2 separate regions of the Homo sapiens genome follow, and region 1 is linked to region 2. The links are chromatin loops, found by intact Hi-C in ENCODE. Cell type or tissue: MCF 10A. All regions are shown on one strand. Each heading gives the region's core, and the rest is flanking DNA. Links, peaks and the distances in the headings are about the cores only. Region 1 overlaps PACC1 (proton activated chloride channel 1). Region 2 overlaps INTS7 (integrator complex subunit 7).

The links. Peaks named below come from ENCODE experiments on the same cell type or tissue, not always from the same donor. Only the 100,000 strongest peaks of a DNase experiment are listed, where the experiment ranks them.
Region 1: it touches region 2 in a loop (20-fold over the local background); 12 of 110 quality-filtered maps call a loop at or near these places.

What each region holds. Positions count from the first base shown.
Region 1 is chr1:212,360,500-212,375,785 of GRCh38, reverse strand. PACC1 (proton activated chloride channel 1) reads left to right here. Exons shown (of 8, transcript NM_018252.3): 7 at 486-593; 8 at 10,410-11,858. The coding sequence ends at 10,571. PPP2R5A (protein phosphatase 2 regulatory subunit B'alpha) reads right to left here. Exons shown (of 13, transcript NM_006243.4): 13 at 13,933-15,148. The coding sequence ends at 15,016. Among named protein-coding and RNA genes, the nearest start is that of SNORA16B, 15 kb to the right of the region's middle. RefSeq lists enhancers at 7,512-8,095, 8,096-8,681 and a silencer at 11,333-11,533. In MCF 10A, for the core only: a CTCF peak has its summit at 7,609 (motif pointing right); DNase peaks (open chromatin) are centred at 7,615 and 8,675.
Region 2 is chr1:212,003,994-212,019,279 of GRCh38, reverse strand. It overlaps INTS7 (integrator complex subunit 7), which reads left to right. Exons shown (of 20, transcript NM_015434.4): 4 at 2,257-2,394; 5 at 7,859-7,905; 6 at 11,831-12,030; 7 at 12,519-12,641. Among named protein-coding and RNA genes, the nearest start is that of INTS7, 24 kb to the left of the region's middle. In MCF 10A, for the core only: a CTCF peak has its summit at 7,136 (motif pointing left); a DNase peak (open chromatin) is centred at 7,129.

The sequences.
Region 1 (15,286 bases), core at 3,722-11,721, 360 kb before region 2:
AGCCTCCTGAGTAGCTGGGATTGCAGGCGCCCACCACTACACCTGGCTAATTTTTGTATTTTCAGTAGAGACAGGGCTTAACCATGTTGACCAGGCTGGTCTCAAACTCCTGACCTCAGGTGATCTGCCTGGCTAGGCCTCACAAAGTGTTGGGATTACAGACGTGAGCCAACATGCCTGGCCTGAATATGGTTTAATTGTGAGTACAGATACCTAGTGACAAATTTCAGTGACAATCCAAAACACCTATTGTAAATCACAGATCCCATTTCCCCAGAGAACTGTGGAAACCAAGGTAAAGCCTTGGCTTTGCTACCAATGTCAGGATCTTGTATATATGAGATTTTTGCCACTCTCTCTCCAAAAAATAGTGTGAGGAGAACCACAGACTATGATCCCCTGCCTACTCTCTCTCCTTTCGCTGGGCACAGGCAAGGGAAGGGCACACAGAGGTGGTAACACTGCTTTCTCTCCTCCACATCTAGACAAGTGTGGTTAACTACATTGACCAGAGGCCAGCTGCCAAAAAAAGTGCTCAATTGTTTTTTGTGGTCTTTGAATGGAAAGATCCTTTCATCCAGAAAGTCCAAGATGTGAGTATTTAAGATTATGATAGTATTATTTAAGATTATGATAGTATTATTTAAGATTATGATAGATGTATTATTTAAGATTATGATGCTGCCCTGAAGTCTTTTGGCTCATTCTTGTAGACTGATAAGTCTACCTACCTGTCCTCATCTTTTTTCATAGCACAAATCAGCTTGTAATTTATATTTATGACATCAATGTTATATATTCTTTGTGTTTGGTCTTGTCTTCATCACTAGACTTTCTCTGTAAAGGAGGGGGACTTTCATTTTGCTCACCATAATTTATCTGGGATATAGTGGAGTGCTTAGTGCAAAGTAGCTGCTTAGTAGTAATGTTCGTTGAATAAATTGAGTAGAAAGCATTAAGTTACCACTATACAGGTTACTGCAGTTGCAAGTTATTCTTTTTCTTAATGGTTCCCTGTAGGATAAATACTACTTGTAGTAAGAACATAATGGTACAAATAAAATATTAACAAAGCATTAATTAATGCCATATTTTAAAAAAATTGATACATAATATACATATTTATGTGGTACATGTAATATTTTGATAAATGCAGACAAAGTCTAATGATCAAAAATCAGGGTAGTTGGGTTATCCATCATCTCAAACATTTATAATTTCCTTGCATTGGGAACATTCTTCTAGCTATTTTGAAATATATAATACATTCTTGTTAACTATAATTGCTCTACTGTATTATCATGTCATCTATCTTACTGTATTTTTGTACCCATTAACCAATTTCTCTTCATCTCCTGCTTCCCCCAACCCTTCCCAGCCTCTGGTAACCACCATTTTACTCGCTACCTCCATGAGACTCATTTTTTTTTAAGCTCCCACATGAGTGAGAACGTGTGGTATTTGTTTTTCTGTGCCTGGCTTATTTCACTTAACATAATGTTCTCCAGTTTCATTCGTTTTGCTGCAAATGACAGGATTTCATTCTTTAATGGCTGAATAATATTCCATTGTGTTTTATATATATATATACACACCACATTTTCCTTATCCATTCATCCTAAGTGTTGATGGATACTTGAGTTGATTCCATATCTTGGCTGTTGTGAATAGTGCTACAGTAAACATGGGAGTGCGGATATCTCTTTGATACACTGATTTCCTTTTTTTTTTTTTTTCTTTTCTTTTTTGATTTCCTTTCTTTTGGATATGCACCCAGCAATGAGATTGCTGGATCATATGGTAGTTCTAGTTTTAGCTTTTTGAGGAACCTCCATACTGTTTTTTCATAGTGAGTTTAATAATGTAAATTATTACATTCCCACCAACAGTATACAAGCATTCCCCTTTTTCCACATCTTCACCAGCATCTGTTACTTACTGTCTTTTTGATAGTGGTCATTTTAACTGAGGGGAGGTGATAACCTTATTTTGGATTTGGTTTGCATTTCCCTGATTGATTAGTGTTGTTGAGCATATTTTCATATGCCTTTTGGCCATTTGAATATCATCTTTTGGGATAAATCTCTATTCAGATCTCTTGCCCATTTTAAAATTGAATTATTTGGCTTTTTTTGCTATTGAGTTGTTTGAGTTCCTTATATATTCTGGTTACTAATCCCTTGTTGGATGCATAGTTTGCAAATAATTTCTCTCATTCTGTAGGTTGTCTCTTAACTTTGTTGATTGTTTCCTTTGCTGTACAGAAGCTTTTTAGCTTAATGTAATCCCATTTTTCTGTTTTCGCCTTTGTTGACTCTGCTTTTTGAGGTCTTACCAAAAAGATCTTTGTCCAGACCAGTGTCCTAAAGCATTATCCCAGTGTTTTCTTCTAGTTTCATAATTTCAAGTCTTAGATTTGAGTCTATTTTGAGTGGATTTTTCTATATAGTAAGAGATAGGGGTCTAGTTTCATTCTTCTGCATATGGATATCCAATTTTCCCAGCACCATTTATTGAAGAGATTATCCTTTCCCAATTGTATTTTCTTGGTGCCTTTGTCAAAAATGAGTTCGTTGCATATACATGGATTTATTTCTAGATTCTCTGTTCTGTTCCATTGGTCTATGTGTCTGTTTTTATGCCAATACCATGCTGCTTTGTTTACTATAACTTTGTAGTATATTTTGAAGTCAGGTAGTGTGATGCCTTCAGCTTTGTTCTTTTTGCCCAGGATTGGTTTGGCTATCTGGGGTTTTTTGTAGTTCCATACAAAATTTAGGATTTTTTTTCTACTTCTGTAAAGAATGTCATTGGTATTTTATAGGAATTGCATTCAATCTGTAGATTGCTTTGGGTAGTGTGGACATTATGCTAGTTCTTCCAATCCATGAACCATAGGATATTTTTCCATTTTTTGTGTCCTGTTCAATTTTTTCATCCCTATTTTTACAGTTTTCATTATAGCGATTTTTTTACTTCTTTGGTTAAATTTATTCCTAGGTATTTTATATTTTTATAGCTATTATAAATGGGATTGCTCTCTTTTTTATTTTATTCTTGCATTGCTATAAGTTTTTTAGATTGCTCGCTGTTAGCATATAGAAATATTCCTGATTTGGGTGTGTTGATTTTGTATCCTGTGACTTTACTGAATTTATCAGGTCTACCAGTTTTTTGGTGGAGTGTTTAGGTTTTTCAAAATATAAGATCATATCATGTGCAAACAAAGACAGTTTGACTTCTTTTCAATTCAGATGCCCTTTATTTCTTTCTCTTGTCTAATTGCTCTGGCTAGGACTTCCAGTATTATGTTGAACAAAAATAATGAAAGTAGGCACCCTTGTCTTGTTCCAGATCTTAGAAGAAAGACTTTGAATTTTTCCCCATATGATGTTAGCTGTGGGTTTGTCATGTATGGCCTTTATTGTGGTATGTTCCTTCTATACTCAGTTTGTTGAGTTTTTTGTTTTTTTTTTGTTTTTTGTTTTTTGTTTTTTTTTTTTGACACAGTTTCATTCTGTCTCCCAGCCTGGAGTGCAGTGGCATGATCTCAGCTCACTACAACCCCTGCCTCCCAGGTTCAAATGATTCTTGTGCTTCAGCCTCCTGAGTAGCTGGGATTACAGGTGCACATCACCATGCCCAGCTAATTTTTGTATTTTTAGTGGAGATGAGGTTTCACCATGTTGGCCAGGCTGGTCTCAAACTCCTGACCTCAAGTGATCTGCCCACCTCGGCCTCCCAAAGTGCTGGGATTACAGGAGTGAGCCACCATATCCGGCACATTGAGAGTTTTTATCATGATAGTATGTTGAATTTTATTAAATGCTTTTTTACCATCTATTGAAATGATTACATGATTTTTGTTCTTGATTCTGTTAATGTGATGTATTACATTTATTGATTTGCATATGTTGAATCATCCTTGCATCTCTGAGATGGATCCCTCTTGATCATGGTGAATGGTCTTTTTAATGTATTATTGAATTTGGTTGGCTGATACTTTGTTGAGGACTTTTGCATCTGTGTTCATCAGAGATATCGGCCTGTAGTTTTCATTTTTTGTTGTGTCTTTGTCTTGTTTTGGTATCAGGGTAATGCTGGCCTTGCAGAACCGAGTTTGGGAATATTCTTCAATTTTTTGGAATAGTTTGAGTAGAATTGCTATTAATTTTTTTTTAATGTTAGATAGAATTTAGCAACGAAGCCATCAGGTGCTGGGCTTTTCTTTTATTACTGCCTCTGTCTTGTTACTCATATTGGTCTATTCAGGTTTTCTGTTTCTTCATGGTTCAATCTTGGTAGACAATGTATCCAGGAATTTTTCCACTTCTTTTAGGTTTTCCTTTATTGGCATATAGTTTTTCATTAAGTCTCTAATGATCCTTTATATTACTGTGGCATCAGTTGTAATGTCTTTTATTTTGGTGTGATTTTATTTATTTGGGTCTTCATTATATTTTTCTTAGATAGATTTTGTTTAACTTAGATTTTGTTTAACTTTTCAAACAACTAACTTTTCTTTCTTTTTTTTTTTTTTTTTTGAAATGGAGTCTTGCTCTATCACAAGGCTGGAGTGCAGTTGCGATCTTGGCTCATTGCAGCCTACGCCTCCTGGGTTCAAACGATTCTCCTGCCTCAGCCTCCCAGGTAGCTGGGATTGCAGGCACCCGCCACCATGCCCAGCCAATTTTTGTATTTTTAGTAGAGATGGGTTTCACCATTTTGGCCAGGATGGTCTTGTTCTCTTGACCTTGTGATCTGCCGGCCTCAGCCTCCCAAAGTGTTGGGATTACAGGTGTGAGCCACTGCGCCCGGCCTCAAACAACTAACTTTTCATTTAAGTTTCAGTTTCATTTATTTCTGCTCTGATAATTATTATTCTGATAAATTTGGGTTTGTTCTTTTCTCGTTCTTTGAGGTGATCGTTAGCTTATTTGAAATCTCTACTTTTTTTGATGTAGGCATTTATTATAAACTTCCCTCTTAGTACTGCTTTTGCTGTATCTCATAGGCTTTGGTATATTGTTTCCATTTTCATTTGTTCAATAAATGTTAAAATTTCCTTCTTAATTTCTTCATTGACCTTTGGTCACTAAGGAGCATCATGTTTAATTTCCATGTATTTGTACAGTTTCCAAAATTCCTCATTATTGATTTCTAGTTTTATTCCACTGTGGTCAGACAAGATACTTAATATGATTTTAATTTTTCTGAATTAGTTGAAACTTGTTTTGTGGCCCAACATATGGTCTCCCCTGGAGAATGTTCCATGTGCTGATGAGAAAAATGTATATTCTGTAGCAGTTGGAGTTTTGAGACGGAGTCTCGTTCTGTCGCCCAGGCTGGAGTGCAGTGGTGTGAACTCGGCTCACTGCAAGCTCTGCCTCCCGGGTTCACGCCATTCTCCTGCCTCAGCCTCCCGAGTAGCTGGGACTACAGGCGCCTGCCACCAGGCCCGGCTAATTTTTTTTGTATTTTTTGGTAGAGACGGGGTTTCACTGTGTTAGCCAGGATGGTCTCAATCACCTGACCTCCTGATCTGCCCACCTTGATCTCCCAAAGTGCTGGGATTACAGGCGTGAGCCTCCGCACCTGGCCAGATGAAATGTTTTGTAAATGTCAGTTAGGTCCATTTGGTCTAGAGTATAGTTTAAATCCCATGTTTGTTGATTTTCTGTCTAGATAAGCTGTCCATTTTTGTGAGTCGGACGTTGATGTCCCCTACTATTACTGTATTGCAGTCTGTCTCTCCCTTTAGATCTATTAATATTTGCTTTATATATGTGGTTTCTTTGATGATACTGGATGCATACATATTTACAGTTGTTGTATCTTCTTGTTGAATTGACTCCCTCATCATTACATAATGATATTTGTCTCTTTTTCCAGTTTTTGACTTGAAGTCTATTTTATCTGTTACAGGTATAGTTAAACCTGTTTTTTTATTTACATTTGTGTGGGATGTCTTTTTCTATCCCTTCACTTTTTTTTTTTTTTTTTCTGAGATGGAGTCTTGCTCTCTTGCCCAGGCTGGAGTGCAGTGGCATGATCTTGGCTCACTGCAACCTCCACCTCCCGGGTTCAAGTGATTCTGCTGCCTCAGGCTCCCAAGTAGCTGAGATTACAGGCATGCGCCACCACACCTGGCTCATTTTTGTATTTTTAGTAGAGACAGGGTTTTGCCATGTTGACCAGGCTGGTCTCAAACTCCTGATCTCAAGCAATCTGCCCACCTTGGCCTCCCAAAGTGCTGGGATTATAGGCATAAGCCATCACGCCTGGCCTGTCTCTTCACTTTCAATCTGTGTATCTTTACAGGTGAACTATACGCTGTATGGCAGCATACCGTTGGGTCTTGTTTTTTAATAAATTCAGCAACTGTGTCTTAAGAATTTGGTCCATTTACATTCAATATTATTACTGATAGAGAAGGACTTACTACGGCTATTTCGTTTTTTGTTTTTTGGTTTTGTAACTTCATTCTTCTTACTGTCTTTGTGGATAAATGATTATCTCTTTAAATTCCTTACTTTTTATTTTTATTATATCCATTATAGGTTTTTGCTTTATGGTTACCATAAGGCTTATAAAAAACATCTTGCAGTTAAAACAAGTTATTTTAAATTGAGGACAACTTAACTTTGATCACAAAGAAACAAAAAACTTTTAAAACTACACTTCAACTCCATACTCCTCACATTTTGACTTTTTATTATATCTATTTATATTTTTGTTTTGCCTCTTTTTTTTTTTTTTTGAGACGGAGTCTCACCCTGTCACCCAGGCTGGAGTGCAGTGGCCCAATCTCAGCTCACTGCAAGCTCCCGGGTTCACACCATTCTCCTACCTCAGCCTCCCGAGTAGCTGGGACTGCAGGCACCCGCCACCACGCCCGGCTAATTTTTTGTATTTTTGGTAGAGACAGGGTTTCACCGTGTTAGCCAGGATGGTCTTGATCTCATGACCTTGTGATCCGCCCGCCTCGGCCTCCCAAAGTGCTGGGATTACAGGCATGAGCCACCGCACCCGGCCAAGGCCATTGACTCTTGATTTACCCTTTTGAGGCTATTTTCTAGACCTTGTGAGTGTTCTTCATTCTTTTTTTTTTATTTGTGTATTTTCATATAATTTGTCTTTAAGCTCACTAATTCTTCTGCTTGATCAATTCTGTGAGGCACTCTGATGCATTTTTCAGTCTGTTAATTGTACTTTTCAGCTCTAGGATTTTTATTTGAATTTTTAAAAATTATTTTAATCTCTGTTGAATTTCTTTGATAAATTTCTGAATTGAGTCTTTGTGTTTCATTGAAGTTCCTGGAGTTTCCTCAGAACATCTATTTTGAATTCCCTGAGTGGTCACACATCTCTCTCTCCCGGATTGGTCACTGGCACCTTAGTCTGTTTGATGAGATTGTATTTCTCTGAACTTTTCTGGTGCTTGTGTACGTCTGTCTATGGGCATTGAAGATTTAGGTGTTTATTTCAGTCTTCACAGTCTGCCCTTGTTTATACCCATCTATCTTCAGGAGATTTTCTACAAATTGAAAGGTGACTGATGATGAGTTCCCTAAGCGTGTAGTCAGTCACTGCAGCTGTTTCAGCACTAGAGGGCAGTCTAAGCCAAGTTACACTGTGACTATCTTGTAGACTTCTAGATATCCAGCCCTGATGTACTTGGGGAGGATCAGAGAGAATGCCCTGGGGGTTCCCAGGCAAAGTCCCTTATCTTTCCCTCAAGGGGAAGGAGTCTCTCTGCTCTGAGTTGCCTGGAGTTGGGGAGGGGTAAGGCAGGTACTCCCATGGCTGTCACAGCTGGCACCACCCTGGGTCCCTCCTAAACCAATGCAATACTGGGGTTTGCTTAAGGCCACTTTAGTCAGCCAGTGGTGAAGCTGGCTGGGGTTTGGGTCCATCCTGCTAGGGTGGCCGATTGCCTTTTGGCCAGGGTGGGTTTAGAAGTGCCATTTGGGAGCAATAGCCTATAATTAGGGGATTCGGGATTCTTCCTGGTGCTGTGGCAGGGCTGGTACTAGGTTCCAAGGCAAAGTCCCTCATACTCTTCCCTCTCCTTTGCCCAAGCAGGAGTGTTCCACCATGCTGCACTGCCTGGAGTTGAGGCAGCTGGTGTCATGCTGGATCACACCCCAAACCCACAGACTCCCAGACCAGTGCAGTATCAGAGCTGTGGTTGCTATGGCCTGGCTGCCACTGAAATTATTTGGGGCCTAAGGCCACTTTAGTCTATTGTAAAGTGGGCCCAGACTTGGTTTCCTCCCACTGGGGTGGTAGATGCCCCTCTGATCTGGGGTGGGCCTAATACTCTTTTCACGGGCTCTAGCCTGGAATCAGGGCCTCAGAATTCTGCCTGGTGCTGTTTTCCCTTGTGAAGTTCCAATGCAAGTTCCAGACTCACTTCCCTCTCCCAAGCTCACAGATTCTCTCTGCTGCACTGCCTAAGGTTGGGGGAGGGGTGTGTAGGCAGCGTGAGACCCTCCTTTCTACTCTTCTTCAGTGTGTCTTTTCCTGTTATTATACTAAACCAGATACTGTGATCTCTCACCTGGTTTTTTGGCTCTTGTGTAGATACTTTCTTACATGGATAGCTGAGTTTGGTGTTGCTGCAGAGGACTATCGCTGGAGGGTTCTCTTTAGCCATCTGGCTCCACCTCCTCTAACGTCAAATTCTGACTCATGATCTTGGAAGGGGAGGAATAATTGGACAGCTTTGCTAAAGGAACATTTAAGACACACCGTCCACCAGAGCCAGGCCTAAATCTAGTATTGATTGGCATTCATGTCATCATAATATATCCTGATGTGATCATGGCTTACAGGAAACTGTTTCATAGCTGAGACCCAAACGTGTAAGCTTCCACCCCCAGGTGGGGATTCTGTGATACGGATGTGCTTGCTCTGCTATCACCCACTACCACTATTAATTATGGACTGGCAAGGCTTTGTATGAAGAGGGATGTGCAGAGGCTTATTGAATCAAGACTGGGGAGAAGGGCTTGCAGCTCGTTGTGTAATGTGTGATAAAACATTTTTTAACCTACTATATTCAGTATGAGGTACCTATTATGGGCCAAGTGGAGCCCAGTACCCGAGGCATGCTTTACTCAGCTTCACAGCAGTCAAGTGGTGGTATCACCATTTTCATATGTGAACAATGAAATGCATACTAAGGTCACCCTGCTAAATTGAGCTTAGAAGTATTTTATTTGGGAGGCTGAGGCAGGCGGATCACGAGGTCATAAGATCGAGACCATCCTGGCCAACATGGTGAAACCCCGTCTCTACTAAAAATACAAAAAATTAGCCGGCCGTGGTGGCATGTGCCTGTAGTCTCAGCTACTCGGGAGGCTGAGGCAGGAGAATAGATTGAACCCGGGAGGCGGAGGTTGCAGTGAACTGAGATCGCGCCACTGCACTCCAGCCTGGCGACAGTGAGACTCCATCTCAAAAAAAAAAAAAAAAAAAAAGTATTCTTACCAGGTTGTGGAAGTCAGAAATCCAAGATAAGAACTCTGCCTTAAAGAGTTACAACTCTGCCTTCAAGAGTTAGTGAGAGAACAATCCTATTGTTTTAAATTATTGATTCCAGACCATAAGGAACTGTGAAGGGCATTCATAGGATAAATAGCTCTGCTGAAGTCCAGAAAGGGTTTTAGCTTAGTGGTCAGGGAAAGCTCTGAGACTTTGAAGGATGAGTAAACCTAGACAGGAGGAAAGCATCGTAGATGGGGAAAAGAGCAGAGGACTGGAGGCAGGAATCCTCCTCTGAGTTTGGGAGGAAAGACAGCCATTGGACTAGAAATGAGGAAACACTTGAAACTATGGTAACTATGAGATGGGAACAAGAGGAGCTCACCTTCTTATGGACTGGGTATAGTTTTAGGGAAATTCATCTCAAAGCAAGGTCACTTATTGTTGGATTAGGCCACAAAATTAAATATTGCCTATCTTATTTGTGCAGAGCTTTTTTGAAAAACAGCTTTCTTTCAGAATCACTTTATTATAGGGAGGAGTCAGTATTTTTCTCCTCAAACTGAGCTATGGACATTAAAAGTATAGTCTGAATGAAGTATATAGAGTTATGACAGTTTCAGAACCCAGGTATTTTTCTTATAGTCCCAATAATTTGGGAAGGGCTCTTGATAATAACACTACTAAACATACAAAAAATTAGCCAGGTGTGGTGGCAGGTTCCTGTAATCCCAGCTACTCGGGAGGCTGAGGCAGGAGAATTGCTTGAACCCAGGAAGCGGAGCTTGCACTGAGCCGAGATTGCGCCACGCACACAAGCCTGGGTGACAAGAGCGAAACTCCATCTCAAAAAAAAAAAAAAAAAAAGAATCAAGACTGAAGCAAACCAGTAATCCTGTTTGTTTCTGTTTGCTTCACAGATAGTCACTGCCAATCCTTGGAACACAATTGCTCTTCTCTGTGGCGCCTTCTTGGCATTATTTAAAGCAGCAGAGTTTGCCAAACTGAGTATAAAATGGATGATCAAAATTAGAAAGAGATACCTTAAAAGAAGAGGTCAGGCAACGAGCCACATAAGCTGAAGTCACCTCGCGTTGTTTAGAGAACTGTCCACATCAATGGGAGCTGTCATCACTTCCACTTTGTAAACGGAGCTATCAACAATCCTGTACTCACTTGAAGAAATGGGGCCTTGCTGGGAGGAACAGCATGTAAAACTGGAACTTCTAACCCCGTCCCAAAAGAGGCGGTGTAGAGCCTAATAGAAGAGACTAATGGATAAACCTACAAGTTATTTAAATATTTAAATTATTAATAAACTTTTTAAAGAGCTGGCCAATGACTTTTGAATAGGGTTTGTAGAAGATGCCTTTCTTCCTGTTTGGTTCATTGTATTGTATTAGGTTAAGCTCTACTAGGGTAATGAAGGCTCTACTTTTCACTTTTTAAAAGTGGACAAAAGAGTGTGATTTTCTTTTTCCAAAAATTCCTGAGTATCAAGACGTGCAGGTCATGCTTTGGAGCCTATGCACTGTACACAAAGGCAAAACCCTATGACTTTGGCATCATCTGCCATTGATGTCCAGCCTCTGACATGCTCTTTGATTTGTTAAATGTTAAATGAGACTTTAAGGCTACTAGAAACTAGTAATTAAGTTTCTTAATGGACTGAGTAGCCACCTACTTGTCCGGCTAGAATGTTTGTTGATGTATGAGTTTAGATTAACACTCAAAAGCACTAGGACAGATGTACATAGAAGGTGCCTACTCATTGTATTTTGATGATTTCATTAACAGGTAAATAAAAGTTAATACAAAAGGAACGAGTGTGACAATATGAATATCTGCTCAATCATCGGGCACAATTACTTTCATTTGGTGACTTCCAAGGACAAAAAGGTAGTATGAGTCTGGACTCCCAAGATGGATCTGACTCCCAAGGTATGTTCTAACTGCTTCCAGGGAAGGGTTTGTTAGGCATGGCAACTGATGGCAGGTGTCCAGAAAGAGTGACCTGGTGTCCCCGAGGAAGCTGGGTTAACTCTTTACTGTGTCCACAAAACTACCCATCATATGAGGAAGGGGCATACGCAGTGTGACCCTCAAAAAGCTTTTAGCCTAGCCTTTGACAGAAATGAGTATGCATTAAAAAAAAGTCTATTTTTCACATTAAGGTTCTAAAAATTGTTTCCAGAGTTTTAAATTATTTATGTGCCTGTTGCTTCAAAGAGGACTTGGTAGCATTTCCTAAATTTTGTAATCTGGCTTCCGATAATCCAAAGGGAATAACTCAAATGTATGAATAGGCATTTTAAATGGGAAGAAACTGTTTTTTGGATGAATGATTAAAAGTGAACTGTATAAAGAAATATTCCCTGCCACTTTTCTGCTCCACAGAAGCATGAGAATTCAAGTTTTAGCCTAGGTCTCTTTATAAAATCTTATTTTATTGCAGGGCAAATGCAAAGCCAGGCATAAAAGCTTACATTAACAGTACTGATAAAAAGGGGAGTGAAAAAGGGGGGTGTGTTTTTTTAAAGCATGTCTGACAATATGTCACTTTCTCTTTTTTTTTTTTTCTTTTTTTTCTTTGGAGACAGAGTCTCACTCACTCTGTTGCCAGGCTGGAGTGCAGTGGCGCTATCTCGGCTCATTGCAACCTCTGCCTCCTGGGTTCAGGTGATTCTCCTGCCTCAGCCTCCCAAGTAGCTGGGATTACAAGCATGTGCCACCATGCCTGGCTAATTTTTGTATTTTTAGTAGAGACAGGGTTTCACCATATTGGCCAAGCTGGTCTGGAACTCCTGAGCTCAAGCAATCCACCCGCCTCAGCCCCCCAAAGTGCTGTGATTACAGGCGTGAGCCACTGTGCCCGGCCAGTCACTTTAATATTACTTAAATATCTAATAAAATTTGTTTCAATGAACATACTATATTCTCTGTATTGTAGAAAGTTGAGACTGGGCATGGTGGCTCACGCCTGTAATCCCACCACTTTGGGAGGCTGAGGCGGGTGGATCACCTGAGGTCAGGAGTTCGAGATCAGCCTGACTAACATGGTGAAACCCCATCTCTACTAAAAATACTAAAATTAGCCGGGTGTGGTGGTGCGCGCCTATGATCCCAGCTACTTGGGAGGCTGAGGCAGGAGAATCACTTGAACCCAGGAGGCAGAGGTTGCAGTGAGCTAAGATCATGCTACTGCACCCCAGCCTGGGCAACACAGTGAGACTCTGTCTCAAAATAAATAAATAAATAAATAAATAAAGTTGAGAGACCTATTAAATCTGCTTTCATGTAAGCACATAATTAGGAAGTGAACGATTTTACCTTTTCAGAGAGAAAAACCTTTATTAGCTGTAACCTGTCAAAATCTACTCTGGTTGCTCTTCAGTAAAAGAAATATACCTAAACCTTCTACAGAATAGACATTTAGACATAACCTTCACTTTCTGGAAAGGCAGGCGCTTGCCTTTTCCTTCTGTTTTGTGTAGGATCATCATTTTTAACTGCGCTGTCCCCCAGCTGTCAGCAATACTAGCTGACCCTGGGTGAGTGTAGAGAATCTAGAAGGAACACCTTAACCTGATGGCCATGACAAGATGACTCTGCAATACCTACTACTTGAGAAAAACAAAGCATGAGCTATTGTTGTAAAAGAATTTTAGTGCTCTTCCTTTTGGTACACTGCTTTCATGATGACCTGGGAGTAGTGTGCATCCCCTGTGCTAGAGTTTTTAATATTAAAGCAGAAGTAAACATCAGTAGCAGATAACACTTTATTACAATAATGTCTGATTTCTTTCTCTTTTTTTGAGACAGAATCTTGTTCTGTCGCCCAGGCTGGAGTGCATCTTGGGTCATTGTGGGCTCAAGCGATTCTCTTGCCTCAGCCTCCCGAGTAGCTGGGATTGTAGACGCCCACCAGCACGCATGGCTAGTTTTTATATTTTTAGTAGAGACAGAGTTTCACCATGTTGGCCAGGCTGGTCTTGAACTCCTGACCTCAGGTGATCGGCCCGCCTCGGCCTCCCAAAATGCTGGGATTACAGGCGCGAGCCACCGCACCCAGCCAATAATACCTGATTTCTAACTGTGCCACAGGCTCCCTGCTCTTCACTAGAAGTGCTATTTATTATGGATTATGAAAAATTAGCTTCAAAGTAAATTAAACCCATCCTCTTAACATACAAGGATATGAAAGATGATGGAAAGATATCCTAGAACTTAGAATTTTATGCAAATATTCTGTAAAACATATTTTGGTAAAGGGCTAGAACACTCAACCTTGGCACACAATCTTCCTATTTTTAAATTAGACTTCGTCCCACAATTTGTCTTAAAAGTTTCTATAAATACACATATGTATGTAAAAAGGGGGGCAGACTTCTCCTGTATGCCTAAGCTTAGAGCTAAAAGAAGCAAAGATGACATAAGGCAAAATACAAACATAGACTTTATTAAATGCTGCTCAATCCCCCAATGAAGATCTTTCATTACAAAACAGTTTTCCACACAACTGCAAGTTAAGAGATTGGAATGGTACTCTGATAACAAAAGATGTGAGAAATACTTGACCAAGTAAAAACATACAAGACCTCTATATAGTCAACCTTTTCAGAGCTCTACAGAGGAAGCCTACTGCAGTTCCTTTAAATAAAGCCAGGCAGTGACAACTAGTGCTCTGTATCACCACACTGTGGGACTCAAAGCCTCCATCCCTGGGTCAGGAGGGACTAGGTGAAGGACAGGTTGTGAGGACTGGAAAGGCCCTGCCTTCAGCCTTTGAGAGGAAGAGGAGGAATGAATTGAGAGGCAAGCTGGGTAATTCACCTGAGCTGCCTCTACCCATCTGTTACCACTCTGGAGAATTGCAGAGGAAGGGGGATATTCATGAGGAACAATCTGAAGAATTTTGGTTTACTTTCCCAGCTTTTATTTATATTTTGTGCTTTAAAAAGCCTGGAGATTTAAGGTTTTGCCTAAATTCCAGAGTACAGTAATGTATTTATTGAGGGAGGGGTTAGGGCAGGTAATTCCCCCCATCATATTTCTGGGTGAGACAAAGAGAAGGGTAAGGATGATACCTTAGTTTTATTTTAGGAAGTATTTTTTCCTAGGATGTAACTAAGGTTTGCAGCAGTGTGAAAAGCACATTATAAAAGGGAAAAATATACAGAGCAGACTACCATATCTATGTGCAACACAATCAAAGAAGAATTCAAGTCATAATTCTTACCACTCCCATAATTATCTCACTCATATCATAGATGATAAAATTCATTCATTTCTGTGAAACTTCAGAAGTGACACAATAAATCCAATGATTAGACAAAGGTTACAATATACTATGGCCATGATACAGCACAGGGCTACGTTTAGTCCATATATTTTTCCATTTACAGTTGCCAGAAAAAATTGGCCTTTTAATTATATTATACTGATGAGGTTTGTTTTGTAATTTTTACATATTTCAAAAAAGCATACAAAACTCTGCCTATCCGGCAGAGGTGGGAGGCTTTTTTTTTATTCGGCACTTGTATTGCTGAGAATACTGTGCATGTTGTAAGCACTATTCTGTTTTTCTAGAGCTTTCTTTAGCTTTAGCTCCTCTAATTTTTTCCATAATTCTTCACGTTCCAATTCCTTCTTTTTCTCTCTGTAGATAAACCAAAATTTTTGTAATCAGAAATTATTTCAGAACCCAAAGAGAGGTGCTGTTTGACAGCTTACTGGAGAACACATTACTTACCCACATTTCACTTAAATCCCTCTGCTAAAGCTTTGGAGTCCACTT
Region 2 (15,286 bases), core at 4,136-12,135:
GAATTAATTAATTAATTAATTTATTTATTGAGATGGAGTCTTGCTCTGTCACCCAGGCTGGAGGGCAGTGGCGTGATCTTGGCTCACTGCAACCTCTGTCTCCTGGGTTCAGGCAATTCTCCTGCCTCAGCCTCCCGAGTAGCTGGGATTGTAGGTGCCCGCCACCACACTCAACTATCTTTTTTTACTTTTAGTAGAGACAGCATTTCACCATGTTGGCCAGGCTGGTCTCGAACTCCTGACCTCAGGTGATCTGCCCGCTTCGGCCTCCCATATTGTTGGGATTACAGGCGTGAGCCACTGCACCTGTCCCAGAATTTAAATTTAAGGTATTTTTACCCTTTACTTCAGCAAATATACCTATAGGAATTTTTTAAATGAATCATTTTTAAAAGTTGGTGAATATATGTATATAGATGATTATAGTATCATTTTTGTAGAATGAAAAATTGGGGAAAAATCGACATGGGAATAGCTATTGGTGAACTACTGTATAACTTTTAAAGAGTAAAGTGAGTTGTGAGTCTATATATACTGACATAGAAAGATATTGTTTTAAAAAGTAGTCAAATAGTATCCATTTTGTTAACTCATTTTGCTAGTTGATATTAATATATATGTTTATATAGGCTCAGAAAAAAATCTAGAGGAATATATACTGTTAACAGTGATTATTTTTGGTAGAGTCTTTGGGTTGTAGATTACAAGAGGCTTTTCCATTTGGCTTTTTTTGGTAATGTTTGAATTGGTTTTCACAAACATGGTTTTTTTTTTTTAATCAAAAGATAATAGAAAAGAATAGAATTTAACTGGTGGAATGAATTTCATAAATAATTTAGAGCTAGCCTGAATATTTTGATAAGAATGTAGATTAATATTTGAATGTTAATCATTTTCCATGCTTGCCCTTCTCTAAGTCATGGCAATTGACTTTTGCCTCAATTCTTTTTTTAAGCACTGTGGTTATCAATAAAGCCAGCGATCTCTAGAAAGCTTCCAAAAAGAAGGATCACTTTAAAGGAAAAAAAAATTAGATTGAAATCAGATTTTTCTACAGTAACACTTGATGCAATAAGTATTAAAGGAAAATTGAGCCAAGAATTTTATATCTAATCCAGTTTTCATTTAAAAGAGTAGTAAAATAAAAAGATTCTCAGGCACACAAGGCCTTAGGAGGTTTGCCATATAGGACCTGTTTTGTAAACATTCTAGAAGGAGGTACTCAAGTAGGAAGAGAAAAATTAAGCCGGAAGCAGTGGGAATAAGTCATTAAATGTGTCAGTATTAGCCTAGTCTAATCTTTTCTGGTATAATAGATTAATAGTCATTTGTTATTTCTTTTGAAAGATGTATAATTCCAAAACCTTCAAATTAAATATAAATTACATATTTAGTCCATTTTAGTTTCTTGCTACTAACAGTATTACTTATTTTTAACAGTACTAGGAACAGTACTACTTTGAGTGTAATTACAGGGAATAATTAGGTGATTACATGTCACATTGGAAGGTTATTTAGGATGTTGACTTTGAAGAAGGTTGTCATTGTAGGAACATTGTAGGTTTTGTTTACTGCAGTGTTTTGCAAATTTCTAAAATGTATGCCTTTCTGCTGAAAGGATTTTTCAAACTACTTTCTGTAGTTTATACCACAAACAATAGATTTTTTTCCTTTCTAAATGTATGATTTTATTATAAAGTAGACTGTGTTTTCCAAGCTTTACCTTCTGCACCGTTGTTGATTCTGGTGTGAGCCCCAGGGGCGTCCTCAACCACTGCTTTCTTGATCTTGAGGACATTTGAAAATCATCATACCAATATTTACTGATGTGGGAAAAAAAGATTGGGAGCTCTTACTTTTTTTTACTTTGTGTATCTGCTTAACAGCAAAAATGTTGTATTCTTAATGCTTTGCTGAAATGGACTTCTTTATGCAACATTGGAAAATTGATATTTTGATGCTTTAATAATTCAGAAGTTTCCTTCCTGGGCTGTTTGGTACCTGGGAGGTACTTCAAGGTGATTGTTAAAAATTTTGCTTTTTAGATAAGCCATTTTAATTTTTCTGACATATTGAAATATGTAAAAGCGTTTAAAATTTGAGTCATGGATTTCTAAAGTTATGCTTTATTAACTGGAGTTACATAGAATTACCTATAAACTTTAGTTTTGATAATCTGACTTTGCCTTGCCTCTTACTTTTCTGACCTTGACTTTATTTTATGCCCGATCTTCTTGGGTTTCTCTGTTTCTGTAGGATGTTGGGAAGTCTGGCATCAATAATTCCTGAGAGGAAGAATGCTCATCATAGTATTCGTCAGAGTTTAGATTCACATGATAATGTAGAAGTTGAAGCTGCTGTTTTTGCTGCTGCAAACTTCTCTGCACAGTCAAAGTAAGCTTACAAAAGTACATCCCTTTTAGTAATTTGGCTTCCCAAGAAAAATTTTTGAAGGAAAAACTGATCAACTTATATAAACACTGAGAGATACAGGAAAGTGTAAATTACAAGGTGTGTTTTCCAAGAAGGTTTACCTTATGTTGGGGAAACAAGACTTAAATTCATAAAATGGAAAATGTAAGTACAAATGTTGGCATTAATTGTGTAAATGAAATGAGTTTCCAGAAGGACAGGATCAGCATAGATTAGTTGGAGAAGGCTTCATTGGGTAGCAGAAGCTTTGTTGACTGAGGAGCTTCTCCCAGACATATAGATCTGTAATACTAAATTGCTTACTTACTGTCTTCTAATGTTAATTTGTTTTGCATTAGAGCTGTCCACAGTTTGGCAAAGACAATAACTTGAATTAAAACCAATTTTAACCTATTCAGAATGTCATGTCCTACACTGTTGTTTTACAGAACAGTATTTTGTTTTGGGCAGGAGGATTAAATGTTGACCATGGTTTTATTACTATGTTTGATTGGCTTCTCTTCTGTAAAAGAAAATACAGTATCTCCCTGACTGACAGGAAAAGTAGCATTGCCTTCTGGGGTGCATTTTGGTAATATGTATGAAAAGCCTTAAACAAGTACATCCCTTTGACCCAGGAAATTCACTTCTAGAATTTATCCTAAGATAACAGCAATATGTACTGATAATTATTTGTATGGATGCTGGTTGTAGTGTTACTTGTAACAACAAAAGAAATGAGAAGCAACCTAAATTTCTTCCATTGAGCTTAGATAAATTATGATCATACAATAGAATACGGTAACAACTTAAAACCAATGTTTTTAGAAACATATTTGGAAGCAGGTTACATAATAGGTTATGTAATATAACAGGTTTGTTTTAAAAAACCCCAATAGCTTATATAATGTAACAGATTTGTTTAAAAAAAATAAAAGCCGTAATATTTGTATTTATGCAATAGAAAAAAAGACTAGAAGGATATATATCAAAATCTTGGTAAGATGGTATATAATTTTTATTTTCTTTTTATAAATTTCTCTATATCTCTATATCTTGGCATGAGCAAGTTCCAGTTTTATAACCAGGTGAATAATAAATTTTTTGAATCCTGAAAAGTTAACTTTTTTTTTTTTTTTTTTTTTTTTTTTTTTTTTAGTATTTATTGATCATTCTTGGGTGTTTCTCGGAGAGAGGGATTTGGCAGGGTCATAGGACAATAGTGGAGGGAAGGTCAGCAGATAAACATGTGAACAAGGGTCTGTGGTTTTCCTAGGCAGAGGACCCTGCGGCCTTCCTCAGTGTTTGTGTCCCTGGGTACTTGAGATTAGGGAGTGGTGATGACTCTTAACGAGTATGCTGCCTTCAAGCATCTGTTTAACAAAACACATCTTGCACCGCCCTTAATCCATTTAACCCTGAGTGGACATAGCACATGTTTCAGAGAGCAGGGGGTTGGGGGTAAGGTTATAGATTAACAGCATCCCAAGGCAGAAGAATTTTTCTTAGTACAGAACAAAATGGAGTCTCCTATGTCTACTTCTTTCTACACAGACACAGTAACAATCTGATCTTTCTTTCTTTTCCCCACATTTCCCCCTTTTCTATTCGACAAAACCCCCATCGTCGTCATGGCCTGTTCTCAATGAGCTGTTGGGTACACCTCCCAGACGGGGTGGCGGCTGGGCAGAGGGGCTCCTCACTTCCCACACTTCCCGGGCAGGGGCTGCCCCCCACCTCCCTCCCGGACGGGGCGGCTGCCCGGGCGGGGGCCGCCCCCCACCTCCCGGATGGGGCGGCTGCCGGGCGGAGGCGCTCCTCACCTCCCAGATGGGGCGGCTGCCAGGCGGAAGGGCTCCTCACTTCTCAGATGGGGTGGCCGGTTAGAGACGCTCCTCACTTCCCAGACGGGGTGGCGGCCGGGCACAGGCTGCACTTTGGGAGGCCAAGGCAGGCGGCTGGGAGGTGGAGGTTATAGCGAGCGGAGATCACACCACTGCACTCCAGCCTGGGCAAGATTGAGCACTGAGTGAGCGAGACTCCGTCTGCAATCCCGGCACCTCGGGAGGCCCAGGCGGGCAGATCACTCGCGGTCAGGAGCTGGAGACCAGCCCGGCCAACACGGCGAAACCCCGTCTCCACCAAAAAATACAAAAACCAGTCAGGCGTGGCGGCGCACCTGCAATCCCAGGCACTTGGCAGGCTGAGGCAGGAGAATCAGGCAGGGAGGTTGCAGTGAGCCGAGATGGCGGCAGCACAGTCCAGCCTCCGCTCGGCATCAGAGGGAGACCGTGGGGAGAGGGGGAGGGGGAGGGGGAGGGAGAGGATAAATTTTTTTAAAATTTAAAAAATAGTATTTGCATACCCTCCTCTTCAGCTTTTTTTTTTTTTTTTTTTTTTTTGAGATGGAGTTTTGCTCTTGTCATCCAGGCTGGAGTACAGTGGCGCAATCTCGGGTCACAGCAACCTCCATCTCCCAGGTTCAAGTGATTCTTCTGCCTCAGCCTCCGAAGTAGCTGGGATTACAGGCGCCTGCCACCATGCCCAGCTAATTTTTGTATTTTTAGTAAAGATGGGGTTTCAGCACGTTGGCCAGGCTCGTCTTGAACTCCTGACCTCAGGTGATCCACCTGCCTTGGCCTCCCAAAGTGCTGGAATTACAGGCGTGAGCCAGTGTGCCCGGCCCCTTCAGCTATTCTTATCAAACCTTCAGAGTTCCAGGAATTCTTACTGAAAAAGTAGATAATAGAAAGCATATAATTTTTAATTTCACAGATCAAAATTAATAGATGCAGCAGTAATTGATGATCAGAAATACCTGAATAAGTACAGTTCCTATTTGTGCCTTTGAAAATAAGCATTTTTTTCCCTCATTGAGAGAGTCGTTGGTATTGAGAGGACTTTTAAAAATTTCAGTCACACGTCTCTTAACTATGAGGTTACATTCTGAGAAATGCATTGTTAGGAAATTTCATCATTGTGCAAACATTGTAGAGGACTTACACAAATCTAGATGGTATAACCTACTATACACCTAGGTTATATGGTATAGCCTGTTGCCCCAGGCTGTAAACCTGTACAGCATGTTTCTGTACTGAATACTGTAGGCAGTTGGAACACAGTGGTAAGTATATGTATATCTAAACATAGAAAAGGCTCAGTAAAAATATGGCATAAAAGATAAAAATGGTATTCCTGTATAGGGCACTTACCATGAATGGAGCTTGCAGGACTGGAATTTGCTCTGGGTGATCAGTGAGTGAGTGATAAATGAATGTGAAAGCCTAGGACATTACTGTATATTACTGTAGACTTCCTAAACACTGTACACTTAGGCTTCACTAAATTTATTTTTGAAGTTTTTCTTCCTTCAACAATAAATTAACCTTACCTTGCTATAACTTTTTAACTTTGTAAAGTCTTAATTTCTTTTAACTTTTTGACTCTTTTGTAATAACACTTAGCTTAAAATACAAACATACAGCTGTATAAACATACTTTCTTTATATCCTTATTCTATAAGCTTTTTTTGTTAAAATTAAGACATAGCTGGGCACAGTGTCTCACACCTGTAATTCCAGCTATTTGGGAGGCTGAGGCCGGGGTATCACTTGAGCTCAGGAGTTCAAGACCAGCCTAGGCAACATAGTGAGACCCCTCAAAGAAAAGACACAGAGACACATACATTAACCTAGACCTACACAGGGTCAGACATCAAGACATCTCTGGCCAATATGAATTTTTCAGCTCTGTTATAATCTCTTGAGGCCACTGTCAGTATGTAGTGTGTTGTTGACCAAAACGTTGTTATGCTGCACATGACTGTACTTTTATTGATTAGGAGTTGTGCCTAGGGAATAATTACCATCTGATTACCACTGCCAAGGTGTCAGTGCTTCATAGTCTGTCAGATTAAATATATACTTCCAGTGCTTCCAAAAATAGTTTTCTAAATTTAGTTTCTAAATTTAGTTTCTAAATTTGGATGATAAATTTGTAGTTTAGTGATTAAATTTTATATATGAGAATCACTTTTAGTTCAGTTTTTCTCTTGTGTTCTTATTAGAAGCTAATTTTATTTCACTCTGCAAAATTACTGGTTTTGGAAAATGATTAAGACCAAGTAAGAGAAACAGCAAGATTCTTCACTTGTGGAAATGATGATTAAACATCTAAATTAGCAGTTTATGTAGAAACAGTTTTTAATATACCATGCTTCAATATGATGTACTTCTAATTTATTAAAAAATACCAAATGAATCTCTGTCACCTAGGCTGGAATGCAGTGGCGCAATCATGGCTCACTGCAGCCTCGAACTTCTGGACTCAAGTGATCCTCTCACCTCAGCAATCCCAAATTGCTGGGATTACAGGTGTGAGCTACTGTGGCCAGCTGACAAGACTTATATTTTTGATATCAGTGTTCATATCTTCTCCCGGAAATAATGACCTGGCTTGAGATCACATATCTTCGTCAGTACTGATGGATTTTTTTTCTAGTATCTGTATTGATCAGTTTTGGATATTAAATCAGAGTAACAAGCCAAGCCAAATAAGACCTTTAGAATTTATTTAATCCTGTTCTCCGCCCCCTCCCCCCCCAATCTCCTACCATAACCACATTTGTTTTATTCTAAATTGCTAGTCCCTGGGTGGCAAAGCAGGAGTTACAAACTCACACGCTTTCAGGGGCCAGGTGAACATTGTCAGTGAGAGCAGTGTCCCCTAGTGGCAACTGTGGTGAACTGAAGCACGTCCACTCCATCTAAAGTGCCCCATGGCACCAGCCTATTGTTAACAGTGCAGGAATGGATGCCCAGTGCTCAGGTTTTTGGCAAAGGAGAGGGGATAATCTGAAAAACCAAATTATTCTATTTGGGCTCACTATATTTAAATGTTGACATTAAGAATTTTTAAAATGTTATTTTAAAAAGAATTTTAAAAATATTATTACACACAAAAAACCTGCAGTCTCCTAGTTTGAAGTTTCTTAGCCCTAAAGGTCTGTAACAGATTTTTAAATTCTAAGTTGTTATGAGAAGTCTTTATATGGTTATTAAAGAAATACTTACTGAATATCCACCATGTTCAGACACTTTTCTAAGTTCCAGAAATATAGGAGTGAAAAAGGTCAGGCCCTGTTGTTATATAAACACAAAATAATTTCAGATGCTTGTTAGTGTTATGAAAAAATAACACTGTATTGTGGTAATGGCCTAAGTGAGCTGCTTTAGAGCAGTGTTGGCATAGCCCATTTGGTGCTGGAGTTTTTGTTTTAGTTGTGTTTCTTACCACCTCCCCTAACCCGAGCACCTGACCTTGGAATATTAGTTGCAGTTTGGAATATTGTATTTCTTCTGCGCTAATTGTGTTTTATTTCTTTTAAGTCCTTAGAAAATATAAGCAAATGTAAGTTTTTTCTGTTCTCTGTTCTCTTTTTCCAAAGGGATTTTGCTGTAGGAATCTGTAACAAAATCAGTGAAATGATTCAAGGTATGTATTCTTCATTTAGTATTATGAAGTGACTTAATTAGATTTATAATAGTTGCTAACACTAATTAAGTACTTATTATTTGCTAGTCACCATACATTCAAATAATATTTATTAAGTATCTTCTATTTGCCCAAACTGTTCTAAATGCTGAGGATACAGGAATGAGCAAAACAAAGTCCTTACCCCCATCTAACCTACACTCTAGTCAGGGGTGGGGTGTGTGGGGATAGACAAATGTGCCTATGACATTTCTGGTGCTATGGTGAAAAAGTGAGAGAAGAAGGATAGAGAGTCTCAAAAGTAAGTCGTTGGTGGGTTGAGAGAAGGGACTTATCTATTTTATATATATTGATCAGAGAAGGGACTTTTTTGTATATATTGATCAGAGACAGTCTCTGATGAGGTGATACTTGAGTGAGACATGAAGGAGAGAAAGGAGTGAGCCATGCAGATATAGTCTTGCATTGCTTAACAATGGGGATCCTGTGTGAGAAATGGGTCCTTAGGCAGTTTTGTTGTTTGAACTTCATAGAGTGTACTTAAATAAACCTAAATGGTATAGCCAACTGTACACTTAGGCTGTATGGTATAGCCTATTGTTCCTAGGCTCTAAGCCTATACAACATGTAACTGTGCTGAATACCCATAGGCAATTGTAACAAAATGATTTGTATATCTGAGGTAGAAAAGGTAATATATTGCACTGTGGTGTTACAATGACTACAGGGTCTATGAAGTTACTAGGAATTTTTCAGCTCCATTATAATCGTATGGGACCACCGTCTGTCATGTGGTCCATCATTCACCAAAGCATACTTATGGGGGGCATGATTAGTGTAGGGAAGACTGCTCTGTGTGAGAGAGGCTAATATTATTAGGAGCTCTGGAACTCTCTGCTAATGTCCCTCCAGTGTCTTCCAGTTGCATTTAGAATCAAATCCAGATTCCTTACCATAGACTACAAAGCCCTGGTTTTCCAGTCTCTTATACCATAAGTCATGTGTATTAACCCTATTTATCCTTACAACAGTCATTATGGGAGCCCAAGAGCTCCCATAGGGTTAATACACGTGTCATACCCCTATTTATCCTAGCAGTCATAAAAGGGAGCTCTTGGGCTACAGCATTGCCTGACTCTAGAGAACACCACTTTGTTTATATTCTTATAAAGAGCATTCCTTTGAATTGTGCAATGTGGCAGCCTTGGATAGGTAATACCATTATGTTCGTTTTACAGGAAAGGAAATAGAGCCACACTAAAGCTGAATGATTGGTTCACAGTAAAAAAGCTGATAACTTACAGTTTGGCTTTGAGGCCGATGCTTTTAACCACTTATGCTACTGTGCCCTTCTAAGGCATGAATTGCTTAGTGTAGTTATATTTTGCACGCATTTAAATTGTCCTTCAAATTAAAATTAAAGAGAACTTGCTCACTTGCATAAATAATAAAAATCACTTAAAGACCAAGATACAGTGAATGAGCTTTGTTGTGTTCCCCTTTATTCCTTTGTGTTTTTTCTTCCACCATTAGCAAAAGGGCTTTCCTGCAGAAAAGTATCCTTATGACATTAGAAGGAAGCATCACTTATTCATTGAGCAGATTTTATCAGTGCCTGCTGCATCAGACAAGATCTCAGCAGGAAACAGGTGGCACATTTGAATTAAGATAACTCAAGGAAGGTGTAATAAAGGAACCATTCACAAAGGCATGGTCAGGGTGTACTATAGGGGATAATGTAGTTCTTGAACCCGTAATAGCTTTTACCATACCTCTAAGGGTACAGGTTAAAGAGAGGTTACTAGAAAATTGGTATCATGTCAGGAGGACCACTTTGAGAAGCTAACCTCCAGGAGCATGATGTGACCCTGCAGTGAGAGAACCAGGGAATAAATACTCTGACCTCATTCTTCTCTGCAACTCCTGCTGGGCTCTCCATTGGTTAAACCCAAACAAAGGGTAGATAGCAAGGGAGTTGATGAAAGCTATACAGGTGAGCCTTCTAGGATGCTGGAGTATTCTGTGTATCTGATGACAGTTATATGAGAATATACATATGTAGAAATACATTAATCTGTACACTTAAGATTCATTACCTTATTGTTCCTTAAATTTTATCTTAAAAAAATCTGAAAGAACAGGAATTAGCAGGAGAGAGAGGCAGAGGAAAACATAGGAGTGTGGGTGGAGGAAAATTGGAACCTAAGATATGGAAATGAAAGAGGAGTTTTAGGAACAGAATCCTGACATTTGGTTTTAAGCCACTTTTGTTTCTGCCAAGTAAAATCTCCGAGCCTCCCTAAATCTTTAGTAAAGATGCCTGTAAACACAAAGATCCCTCTGAGTACTGGGTTGAGAATAAACTTGCAGTGGAGGAAAGAGGGGGATATAAGAGTGGAGTCTGCCATGGGGAAAGGCCTAAGCAGGGAGAATACTTAGGAGACTTGCAATAATTTAGTCAAGAGATGGTAGTGGAAATGGATCGGCATGGTAACAACGGAGGTAGAAAGAGTCAGTTTGGGTTTTATTTTGAAGTTAGAACCAATAAGATTTGCTAATACATTTGGAAATGGGATGTGATAGAATCCTTTCACTAATAAGAAAGACTCCAGGGTCTAAGAAGCTATAATGATGTGATTTACTGAGACAGGAATATTTTTGGAGGGGCAGTTTCAAGGTTAAGATCAGTTCTCTTTGAGCCTTATTAATACAAAATGCTTCTGAGACCTCCTAGTGCAGATGACCAGAAGATAATGAGATACATGCGTCTGACGTCGGGGCAGGAGGACGGATGGGTGGCAGCCTTTCACATTTAGCCGATAATGGAAACCATGGGATTATATCAGCTCACTCAGGGAAAACACATAGAATGAGAAGAGAATTTATTACCAACCTATGGGAATATCAGAAATTAAAGCGTAGACAGACAAGGAGACTACAAAGGAGATTAAGAAGGAACAGCCAGAGAAAGAGGTCAGAAAACAGTAAAAGTGGAAGAGCCAAAGCCATTAGGAGTGAGTTTCAAAGATAGAATGGTCAGCAGTGTCAAGTGCATTCAGAACCTTAAGGAACAAAGTAATAACATGAGCATGATGTGACCCTGCAGAGAGGAAAGCAGGGAATACTCTGATCTCATTCTTTTCCCTCTGGCAAACCCAAGTAGAGGCCATCTAGCAAGGGAGTTTATTGACGTAGGCAACTGTTGGACGTTGAAATGCTGTCTTACGTTCATACCCACAATTATTTCACCATGGAAAAGCCAGCAATACGCAGAGTATAATTAGCTTGTGGCATGTATGTGGTACATTACGACTGAGAAATTTGTGTTCACCATGACCACAAAGCCATGCCATAGAGAAAAGATTTGTTGGTTTCGCTCCACTGTTGACAGGAAAACGTGGATTAGGGTTAGTCTTCATGGATCCAGTCGTGTATGCAATAAAGAAAGGCATTTACTACACAAAGTTCAGAGGACTTCGAAACCATTCTACACACAGTTTATTCACATCCTGATTATGATTTAGTTGTTGAAGGAAATAATTAAAATCATAAGTATAATCAGACTGTAGCCATCAAGTGTGTGTGTTTGTGTATATATATGTATATGTGTATGTATAATTTTTTTACTATGACAATGAGAGGAAATAGGCAGCAAATATGACTTTGCTTTCTACTGTGCTTTTTAAAGGCAGTTTTTATTATCAGCATGTAGTTTTATAATCATTGAAAAGTTAATGTCAAGATAAATACTTAGGAAAAAATATTGAATTTATCAATTGGTTCTAGTATAATCTTTAATGTTATAAATATATTAGTATACTGTGTTTTTCAAGTGCAATTTTGCTAAATGAGTCACAGCTTTTAAATCTGGAATATTATTAAGGATGGTGATCACAAATACCTTGAGAATTATTTTTGTGTCTAGGTTTAGCGACACCAGTAGACTTGAAGCTAAAATTGATACCCATTCTACAGCACATGCACCATGATGCAATCTTGGCTTCCAGTGCTCGTCAGCTTTTACAACAGCTGGTCACATCCTATCCGTCCACCAAAATGGTGATTGTGTCTTTGCACACTTTCACTCTGCTTGCAGCGTCATCTTTGGTTGATACACCTAAGCAGGTAATTTCAATTTTCTTTAAACTGCCTATCTTTGGTAAACTTACATATTAAATATATGATTAGAAATAAGAAAGTGGCCCACAAGTCTTGAGGACATTAAGGTTCTTTTCTCTAATAAAGGTCAGATTAATTTGCTTTTGCTTGCTTTTTTATTCTCTCTGTTCACAGTACTGATTGTTGGGAGCCCTTGAGGAAAATGAGATGTTATGGAGTACATGGCTGGGTGTGAAGTTGGCCGTATAAAAAAAAAAAAAGAAAGGATTGAGTATCTGTAAAATGCCAGGGCCTGTGCTAAAACTTTAAAGTTAAATGGTAGTATTTTACAAACATGGAGAAAGAGGCCCAAATGTGGGCACATAGCTAGTGAGTGACAGGGCTCTGATTTGAAGTGAGTCCTGTCCCTTTATAAGTTTCACTAAACTACACTGCATTTCTAATGATCATTTCAGTTACAGTATTGTTTATGGAGTGACTTATTTCCTTTATAGATTCAGCTTCTGTTGCAGTATTTGAAGAATGATCCCAGGAAGGCAGTAAAGAGACTTGCTATTCAAGATCTGAAATTACTTGCTAATAAAACACCACATACTTGGAGTAGGGAGAATATTCAGGTATGTAGAACTTGTAACATTTTATATAGAAAAAATAATATAACATTATAATATAGTAAAATGTTTTGCATTTTTATATTGTCTTTGTCATCTTCTAAGTGGTTGAATATGAAAAACTTCTAAAAGCATTGTTGATGTTTGTGGCAGTTATTTTATAAGTGGCACAATAAATACATAAAACTTCTATACTTCAATGTTTGTTTTAGTCAGTGAAACTTGCCACTCAGTTGCTTGTTCATTCTCCCATAGTGGCACTAAGGCTAATTGAGAAGCCCAATTACATTGGTTTGGTTTTTTTATTCTTGTATTTTTCAGTCAATTTGGGGAGAAAAATTTAGGGGCTGAATGTTATCTGTAATGGAGGTAGGGCTGGATGGGCAACTTGGGAAATATATTTCTCTCTTCCTGGAGAGCTGAAGACATTCCTAAGTCTTCTTTTGTAAACAGAAGAGCAGATCTCACTCTTTAGACTTTTAATGTGCATCTTTGACACCATCTCTTACCATCTGTTAGGTTAAATTAATATTTTATGTTTATTTTTTTCTCAAAATAGAACCCTGTTTGTTTACCCATTACCGATAGAAATAACACCATTTTGCAAATAATGCTATTTAAAATGGAACGGTAGTTTTTATCTCTCAGCTTCATCATGACTCCAGTGGATTAAAAATCTTTGAATTTCAGATTATTAAAACTAAACTGCTGTGTTTGTTTTTCTGTTTGTTTGTTTGTTGTTTTCTAAACATCTTTTAATTTACTATATTATGATTTGATAGTCACAGATATCCCAAGATAAGGGCAGTTGTTAAATCTGCATTTAATAGATAAGCAGTTAGGGTTCAGAGAGACTTAATATGCTTAAGAGAGCATCTTAAGAGAAGTAAATTAAGAATTTAATTAAGAGAGCTTCTGTCCTCTGATCCCTAGTCTTATTGCTTTTTCTACTAAATAATGCTATCTTTCCAAGAAGAGAATGTGCCCAGCCACTTTAGTCATTTTAGAGAATTTGTACAAAGAACCAAACCCAGTTATTTAGAAAGATGAGTGAGAAGCACAGTATTATTCCTTCTCATTTTTTTCTTATTGTGAGATAGATCATACATACAGAAAAGTATGTAAAATATATAAATAGTTTAAATACCTTTAAGTGAGAAAAGTATGTAAAATGTATAAATATTTTAAATACTTTTAAGTGAAAACCCATGCAACTACCATCCAGCTAGAAATAGAACATTACAGGATCACAGAACCCTGCCTCCTTCCCTTGCGTGGTCCTTCCTGGTTGAAACTTTACACCTTCCAAAAGCAAACCACCATTTTGACTTTCATGATAATAATTTCTTTGCTCTTCTTTTACCTTCTTCACATGTCTTCCTAAAGAATACTGTTTAGCTTTGTTTTTGTTTCTTTTGCTCAGCATTACACTGGTGAGACTCATCCATGTCTTTCCCCTTTAATTGTAATGTACTATCCCATTGTATGAATGTATCACAGTTTATTTGCTCTCGATGGGTTATTTCCGCATGGGCCTATTGCAAACAGTGCAGAACATTCTTCTGTTTGTCTCCCAGTTCACACACGCAAATTTCTTTAGAGTGTATACCTGGGAATGAAATTTCTGACTTACAGAAAATGCGTATCTTCAGTTTTAACAGATGATGTCAAACTGTTTTCCAAAGTCAATGAACCAGTTTACATTCCTGCTGTGTATGAGGGCGTCCATTAATCACATCCGTACCAACACATAGAATTATCAGACTTACGTTTTTTACCAGTTTAGAAGTTGTACTTTTTATGTGTAGCTCCTTGATTATTAAAGAAATTGAACACCTTTTTAATATGTTTATTGACCATTTGGATTTTCTCTTATGACATGGCTATTCAGGTCTCTTGCCTATTTTTCTGTTGATTCATAGTTATTTTTTATATATTTGGAATACTCATACTTTGTTAGTCCTTGACAATTCTATATAAATTTCAGAATCAGCTTGTCAAATTTAACAGTTTGATTGGGATTACACTGAATATAAAGATTAGTTTGTAAGAAATTGGTAACTTTATAATATTGTCTTCCAGTGCATGAACATGTTATATCTTTCCACTTATTTTAGGTCCCTTAAATGTGTCTCTTGCCCTAGTCTATTTCGTCTGATATTAATATCACTACTTTAGTTTTCTTTTACATATGTTGACATGATAGGTTGTTTACCATCTTTTTAGTTTCAATCTTTATATATCTTTATGTTTCACATGTTTCTTATAAACAGCATTTAATTGGAGGTTTTTTGGGTTTTTTTGAGACAGAATTTTGCTCTGTCACCCAGGCTGGAGTGCAGTGGTGCAGTCTTGGCTTACTGCAACCTCTGCCTCCAGGGTTCAAGCCATCCTCCCACCTCAACTTCCCAAGCAGCTGGGACTACAGGCATGTGCCACCACACCCAGCTAATTTTTGTATTTTTAGTAGAGAATCGTCATCATGTTGCCCAGGCTGGTCCTGAACTCTTGACCTCAAGCAATCCACCTGCCTCAGCCTCCGAAAGTGCTGAGATTACAGGTGTGAGCCACCGTGCCTGGACTAATTGGATTATTTTTAATCCAGCCTGGCAGTCTTTGTCATTTTCAGATGGAGCATTTGATTCTTCTGA